2 separate regions of the Mus musculus genome follow, and region 1 is linked to region 2. A link is a contact called in ENCODE Hi-C or POLR2A ChIA-PET data. All regions are on one chromosome and are shown on one strand. The core of a region is the stretch at or near the end of the contact, and the rest is flanking DNA. Distances in the headings are between cores, read along the strand shown.

Region 1 (3,779 bases), core at 793-3,292, 120 kb before region 2:
TCCTCCAGGAATGTTGGATGCCTCTATTCAGAGATGACTCCTCTGTGCTGTGGCTGGAACCTTAGTTCGTACGTGACAGGATCACTATGCTACCAAGGTCCGACTTGTTCTAATACAAGTCTACAGACTTTTTCCACAAAGGGCCAGATGGGAAACAGCTTAAGCTTCGCAGAGTATTTGGTCTCCGTGTCTTAGCTATTCAATTCTGCTGCAGCAGCATAAAAATTGCTCCAGACAAGATGTCATCTTGTCAGGGGACACAGCTGTGGTCTAATAAAACATGTGTGCGTATTTGCACTTCAGAGAATTTACAGTATCACAAAATAGTGTCATTTGGATGTTTTTCCCCAACCATAAAAATAATGCAAGAACTGATTTTTTTCTCAGCTCACAAAGAGGCATCAGGCCGGGTCTGACCGTAGGGCGTCACGTGCAGGTCTTTAGCACATTATTTCTCTCTAGATGTCAGGGGGTCCAGGAAACAAGCCGAAGTTCCAACTCAGCTGCTTCTACTGTTTTGATGTCATTGGGGTCAGTTTCCCTATAGGTGTTGGCATCTCCGACTTCACTAGTCACAAATACAGCTACAGAAGGCTCTGTGAAGGGACAATCTGCGCTATCAAGCTCTCTCTACAGCCAGGCTTCCTAAGGATTCCCAGCGAGCCCATTAGTGAGTGCTCCTCCTATATGGATGACCCCTGAGACGACCCAAGGGAAGAAGCATATTTCTGTGGACAAGCCCTGAGCCCAAGGCAGTCAGGAGCCCTGGCTGATAGGAAGTGAGGGCCCACATGGTCATCTGAGCCAGCACAAAGAGGACACTGCCCCCTGACCCACAAACCACGCAGTTATCAGGAAAAAGAGGGAGAACTCCACACTCACGCTTCTGCCGGGGTGTCAGGAATGACTTCAATGATATATGCCCCAGAGAGCACATCCGGGAAGTCTCGGTGACGGTCCTTCAGCTCTTTGGCTTTGCTGCTTGGGAGAAAACGTGCTTGTGTTAATATTAGCTTCCCACAATCTTCTCAGGCCAGCACTCAGCTTGAAGTCTTCTGATCCTACTTGACCATGACACATCTAGAGGCTTTGGCACAGCACAACATTTATATGGAGGTCTGAGGACCACCTCCAGTCCCTGCCTTGCACCTTGTTTGAGACAGGGTCTCGTTTGCTGCTGCATACACTAGGCTAGCTGGCCTGTGACAGGGAATCTCCTGTTTACCTCCCGTCTCCACAGAGAAAGCACTAGGAATATAGACGCCTACTTCTTTGCCTGGCTTTACACGGGTCCTGGGGATTTGAACTTAGATCCTCATACTAGCACAGTAAGCACTTTTCCCACTGAACCAGCTCCCTAGCCCCTGACTCTGCTTTAAAATGGCCTGCCTACCAGCATCAACAGGACTCCAAATAATAGTAAGGAACTACTTTAAGCAACAGCACAGGACTGCTGCTGTGGTTGGTTGTCACCACCACAGCTGAGCTGTACATGGCTATACAGTGGGCACACCTACACTGCTAACCTCATCCTGAAGGGGACGGTGCTGAGCACCCAGTAAGCTGAGATGTACAAGAGCTTAAGGGAACGACCCAGGAAGGTGACTCCATAGCCTAGCTTCCAAAGACAAGAGGTGTGACTTCCATCTCAGCATGCCATCCCATCCTTGGCAACACTAAGAAAAGCACCATTGTTCATAACCTGTGTGGAATGTCTTAATATTTTGACAATTGAATAAAACAGCGCTATCAACACATCCTCCTCTCGAATGACTCAGATATTCAGACTTGCTAGTCAATTCTGTTTCCTGTACTTCATGAAGGTACCCTCACCCCCACCCCCATCCACCCCGAACCTCTTCCGTATGTCATGAGCCTGGCAATCCCAAGCAGCAACTTCTGCACTCAGGAAAACAAGTCCATCAGTCATCAGTACCCTAAGGCAGGACCCACCCCTGCTTTCTTGCAGCCACACCCTCACACCAGTGTGCAGGGGAGTCCGGTGCTCCAGGCTGGGGCGGGCACTGGGGCGGGCAGTGAGGCATTCCTGGAATGTGAGTTTCAACAGAATAAGTGGAGAGAGGCAGGCACAAAAGTGTGCCTGCTAGTGAGCCTTCTGATGCTCAGGCCTGCCTTCAGGGAGGAGGGCGGAGTCTTGGGAGGGGTGGAATCAGACCTGCCAACACAAAGAGGCCCAAGGCCACACACCTCCCCTTCCCCAGTGTGATGACTGAAGGAAAGAAATAGTTTCTCTTCAAGAATGCCCACAAAGCCTTGTGAAGCCCAAGTGTACATACATACAGGTCATTTGTCTTTACAAAGTTATGTGTCCTGTTTACCCACCTAGATGTGAGCGACATCATTCGGATCCCAATATACTTCTTCTTGGTGACAGCTTTCCCTGGTGTGACAACAAAGGGACCAAGAAAGAGGGGGAAAAAAAAAAGTAAGTCAGCACAGTCCTCCGGAGTGTGGGGAGACAGGAGCCAGAGCTCTAAAGCTCCACCTTATAGCATGAGCCACGGGGAGGGAGGGGGGAAGGGGGGAAGGCACCCAAAAACTGTAGTTCAGTCCTGGCCTGGGTTCCAGATCTACAGTGAGGAATGTCTCTCACTTTAAAAAATACTCAAAACCTGTGGCATGACCCTGTGTGTGTTCTATGGGTGTCCGGAATGAGAATCCCTTTGTTCAACCACCACCACCACAACCACCACCGCCGCCACCACCGCCACCCTGGAAACATTTATTCTCAGCTTGAAAGGCCTGATCTTCACAACTGTCATCTTCCCTTCTCCCAATTCCTTAAGGGCAGCTATGCCTCTGGTGTAAACCTGCCAAGGTCTCCGGAATGCCCTGCTCTAGTTACCTTTGGCCTGTCGATCGTGGGACTCTGTCAAGAACTTTTTTATCTTATCGGATGGAATTGCGAAGGAGATGCCCGCCGTCACCTTCAAGGTGTTAATCCCAATCACCTCGCCATCCTGAAAAAGCAAGGGACACAGCTCACTAACTCCAGGAGGGTCAGAGGCTGGCACAGGCTGGAAGAGGGCAGAAAAATCTATAGGACGGGTGACTTGGAAATGTGTTGCCAGGTGTGGTGAGAGGCGTTAGGGCACCTGCATTCTGGAGTAGCTGAGATAGGATCACCGTGAGATCCTGGCAAGCCTGAGCTACAGTTTGAAGCCGAGTTTCAAAAACAGGTTGAGAGAAAGATGCTATCTTGACTGGTCATCCCAGGCTCTACCCACAAATGCGTACAATTAAAATAGTAATAAAAAAGAAGCGTGGGCCGGGAAGACGGCAACGTGGTTAAAGTGTCTGCCGTGCAAATAAAAGCACGTGTGTGTGTGTGTGTGTGTGTGTGTGTGTGTGTGTGTGTGTGTGTGTGTGGTGACCTGGCAGTAATTCCAGCCTCAGAGGTAGAGGCGAGATCCCCGAGAGAAAGCTGGCTGGAGCAGCCAGCTGTAGTAGCACCTAGCTCTGGATTCAACTGAGAGACCCTGCCTCACTGACTAAGGGGAAAGGCGAATGAAGATGGTCCTCCATCAACCCCGGGCCTCCACAGGCACAAATACACACATGTGCACAGCAACACCCTCTCCCTCCAATGAACACACACACACTTGGGGCCACAAACATGCAAATGCTCATATACACAGACATATGAGCGAGGGAAGTATTTGAGCTGTGTCTGAGAATCAGAAGGGCTGGAAGGAGAAGGACTAGAAATAACGAGGAGAGACATTAGGGCACCTGGGTAGTGCCACCCACATTCAGCT
Region 2 (4,091 bases), core at 525-3,024:
AGACAAAAAAAAAAAAGATACAAACCTGCTGCTTTCCCCGCCCCCCAACAGCAACAGTGAAACCAGAAGCCAACAAGATAAAGGGAGACAGAAGGCAACATGTATATCACTTCCCTGCTGTGTGTGGCAAGCTAGTGACTCTTTACAAGCACAGATTCACAGTATGTCCACTGAAACAGTGTTATTTTTCAATAGAAATCTGACATTTGGCACAGGGTAGGGTTTATAACACTATAAAATAAGCTATTAATTTGATTTCTGCTGACTTACTATTCTTGTTTATCTCTGCTCTTAAAGAAGAAAATCAACTTTCTGTAGAAGAGTTGGTCCAGAATATGGAATATTTAAATTTGAGGGAAAATGGTTTGCCACAAGTTTGTTGGTAAGATAAACTAAGACGCACTGTATTCAAAATTCGTGTTACTATTTTTGAAATAATAGTTCATCTCCAGCTGTAAACTAAAAATGGTTTTTCATTTTACTTCCAAAGCGTCTGAGTCACTTAACACTCTTCTAAACTTCGCTACAGATTCGTCCAGTGGCCGTCAACGTAAAAAGCCTGGAAGCTAGAGAGCAGATCACTCTACAGTCTTAAGACAATGGTATAAACCTTGGAGTGGGCTATTTGTTCCGGTCATTAAACACACAGGAAATAAGCTTTTCTGGTTAGAAAACTAATTTACAAAGGGCAATACGACTTCACAAGAGTACAGAAAATCTTATTAAGATAGATAACGACCAACTCATCCAAGCAAGTATTAGAAAGAACGGGAAGGCGAACTAGAAAACGAAATGCCATAAACTACCTGGTATCTGTTCCTTAAACCTGTCCTCGGGACTCGGTCCCAGACAACATCAGTTTCTGAATTTACTCGGCCCTCGGTGGAGCCTCAGCTTGGGTGTCGAGCAGAACGAGGATTCTACCAAAAGCGGAGCACCGCGAACAGCAGCAGGGCGCTTTCAACCTGACACCACTTTCTCCCCGGACACTCTCCCGGGAGGGTCAATAGAAAGCATCCGAAAGGAACCAGAAGCCGAGCAGGGCAGCCCTCTTCCAAGTCCCGAACCCAGAGTTCAGGCGCCTCTCGGGTCCCACCCGCCTGACCTTGGCCAGGGCACTCCCAACCCTGCCACTCTCTCGGTCCGCACACGCGGGGAAGCCGGGCTGTGCGGGAGCGAGCGGCGCGGATGGGGCGGACACGGCCCTGGAGGCGCGCCGCTCCGACAGGCGTCGCCACCGGGATCCCCGACAGGGGCCGAGCCACGGCGACGGCAGCGAGGACACCAGGGGCTGTGGGCCTTGGCGGGGACCCGCAGGGCTGGCGTCGGGCGCAGAGGAACCCGCGCACAGGTGAGTCCGGCCTCGCCCAGGTGCGCGCGCCCGCGGACGCGCGAGGAGGCGCGGCCCCGCGCCCCCCTCAGCAGCCGGTGGCCGCCTCAGCCTTGCCTTCCTCGCCCCGCTTTCCCCTTCCACACACGCACACCCGAGCTGCACACCTCATGCCCCACTTTACCGCGGCCTCCGCCCGGAGCACCCGCGCCACCGCGGTCCCGGCTCCTTCAGGCACCCAGCTGCCGGGAGCGGCGCCCACGACGGCCCGCCCGCGCACTGCGCACGCGTGCACGCGCTGCCTCTACCAGACCAGACAGCGACTGAGATTCCGGAGCGGGCACTCCCTACCGCGAACACTACAAGTCCCGACAGGCTCCGCGCACGCCCGGCGGCGTGGCGGGCAAAGGAATCGGGCGTCTTCCTAGTTCCAGGGTGGTGGCTCGCGGCCGCGCGCGGGGCGCTGGGTTCCCCATGCCGCGCTGCATCCTGGGGCTTGCAGTTTTTGAGGACCACGAGGCTCGGCTTAGGACGTGGAACTAGAGGTTCTCTGATGTCATCACCTAGAGCTGCGAGGCACAGGGATCTTTAAAAATAGGTTTGGTTCCTTTGCAGATAATTTGCAAGCTGTCCCATAGTGGGTACAAGAAACATAAAATTCACTGGTTGTGCACCAGTTTTTTGCTCCTAACCATTTCTTTCTCAAAATGCAATTTCACCTCATCCTTAAAATAGTGGTATTAATGCAAGAGGCCAAGGAAATTTAAAAGGATTGCTCAAAACTCTTTCAAGGAGATATTTTAAAATATTCAGCCTATTTGTTGAGCAACCTCAGTGTATGAAGTCCCTGCCCTCGTGGAGCCTGTGTTTCATAAGGGGAGCTAGCCCTTTACAAAATACAATCCTTATACATTTTAATAAGTGGAAGAAAAGAATGAGCTTCAGAGATAGAGATAGGGAGGCAGGCTTCAGAGAGGATGTCCTGTCCAGCAGCATTCTCTAAGGAAGAGATATTTCAGCTGAAACCTGAAGAAGGTGAGATATTTAAACATGCAAAAGAACTGGGAGAGAATTACATACCCCACTTTTCCCAGTGAGTGACACACACTGAGGCTCTCAATAAACGTTTGGGGGTTTGTATCCTGCACAGCTGGGGATCATGCCCTCTCACTTGAGAGTGTTTTATCAACCTTTCTCATGACAAGGTTCCTCTGTCGTGTACGTGGGACAACTAGGCTATGCTAGATGAGAGACTGGAGGGGTAGAACTGGCAAACTGCCCGTGCTGACTCTCCACCTCAAATCTCCAACATCGAAGACGATCAGCACCTTACCTTCTTAGAAATCTCAGCTACACAGCCTTGCTGAGGGCCATCTGGCTCTTCTTCAGGTGGGAGCAAGAAGACTCCTTTCCTTATCTACAGACTGGTTGAAAGAGTCCATAGAGTTGCCAGCGCAGCCCTTTCATTTGGCCCATGCACTGGGCTTTTGCTGATTTAACTGAATGTATAGATGAAGTTTTAAAAAAAGTTTTCACATAAAAATCCAAATGTCACCTGATTTTCTCAGGTTTTTTGAGCTAACTTTCCTTGGCTTGAAGATCTGAAAGAAATTCCTGGCTTTTCAGCCCTTGGAGCCCTAGGAGATTCCATTGGGAGTGATTAGAATGTACATAACGAATTGGCTGTTTGCAAATCTGTAACAGAGAAAAGCAATTAAGTTAGGATGGGCTTATTCTGGCTCACAGGTTGAGGGTCTGCATGGTTCATCCTGGTAGGGTAGGTACGGTAACAGAAGAATGAGGGTCAGTCAGAGCGCATCTGGCCCGTATTCAGGACGGGTCTTATCTCCTCAGGTAAACTCTGGAAATTCCCTCACAGACATGCCCTGAGTTCTTTCCTCCCTCTCCCTCTCCCTCTCTTCCCCCTCCCCTCACCCACCCCCCACATCAAGTTAGCAATTAAGTTCAACCAACACAATCTAAAAGTCAAATTCAAGTTCAGTGTCTTTTCGTGATGGGAAATCCCTAACCCTGAAGCCGTGAGCCTCTCTATCAACCCCCTCTGCGTTGGACGAGAGAGCCATTCTCCTGATTGTCGTTACCATTTGACTAAGCAGTGTGCAATCACATAATGAATCCTAAAGCTTATTTGGCACTGAGAGTTAAATGTATGCACAGTGACAGAAACCAGAGAAGGGATTCAATTTGCCCAATGACACACAGCCGAAGTATTCTCCGGGCTACTTTGAGGTTGGGGTCCAGCCAAAACTTGAGAATTCCTGATGTGCCTTTAAGTTCAGAGGCTGAAAGAAGGGTAGGTATAGAAGATAAAAGGCTCTCTGCTCTTCCTCTGCCCTACCCCCCTTTCTTCAGTTCATTATATAACATAAGTACTTTCGCTGTTACTTAAGAAAAAAGTGTAAGCATGTGAGATATTCCTATGCTGAGATTAAGTCTGACAGCAAACCAAATGAAAGAGGACGGAGTGAAAGAGCAGAGGCACGCTAGAATACTTCCCAGAGCCAGTCTGGACCGAAGGCTTTGTAAACTTCAAAGTACCTTTGAAGCATCGCTGCCCCGTCATCACCATACTTCACACGGATGAAGTACTTGGGTGTTTTATTCTAAATACTCCTTGGTTTCTTTCTACACACTTAACAGCAAGATACCAGCCCCTCTGATAGAGCCAAGCAGACCGGGGTACACAAGCCAGGAGACTAGTCCAAACGCATCTGGTGCTACTGGGTGTCATTTTCCTCCC

Evidence for each region. Hi-C counts contacts between places; a loop is a spot of excess contacts on that map. ChIA-PET counts read pairs that join two places held with the same protein, here RNA polymerase II (POLR2A).
Region 1: a loop to region 2 is called in a map of gastrocnemius, with 3 times the contacts of the local background. The contact joins the enhancer-like site here to the promoter of Plekha1 in region 2. A Hi-C loop is called at or near these places in 1 of 37 maps with a recorded cell type or tissue (gastrocnemius). POLR2A ChIA-PET finds 5 or more read pairs at or near these places in 1 of 5 experiments (Patski).

The regions. Positions count from the first base shown.
Region 1 is chr7:130,980,859-130,984,637 of GRCm38, reverse strand. Htra1 (HtrA serine peptidase 1) reads right to left here. Exons shown (of 9, transcript NM_019564.3): 6 at 2,867-2,981; 7 at 2,344-2,401; 8 at 883-978. Among named protein-coding and RNA genes, the nearest start is that of Htra1, 47 kb to the right of the region's middle. Within about 2 kb of position 2,042, at least 1 of the 3 ENCODE cell types and tissues checked has a DNase peak (open chromatin) inside an H3K27ac peak, as active enhancers do.
Region 2 is chr7:130,863,407-130,867,497 of GRCm38, reverse strand. Plekha1 (pleckstrin homology domain containing, family A (phosphoinositide binding specific) member 1) reads right to left here and starts at 1,774. Exons shown (of 13, transcript NM_001346515.1): 1 at 1,515-1,774. Gm5602 (a long non-coding RNA gene) reads left to right here. Exons shown (of 4, transcript XR_869992.3): 2 at 785-1,351.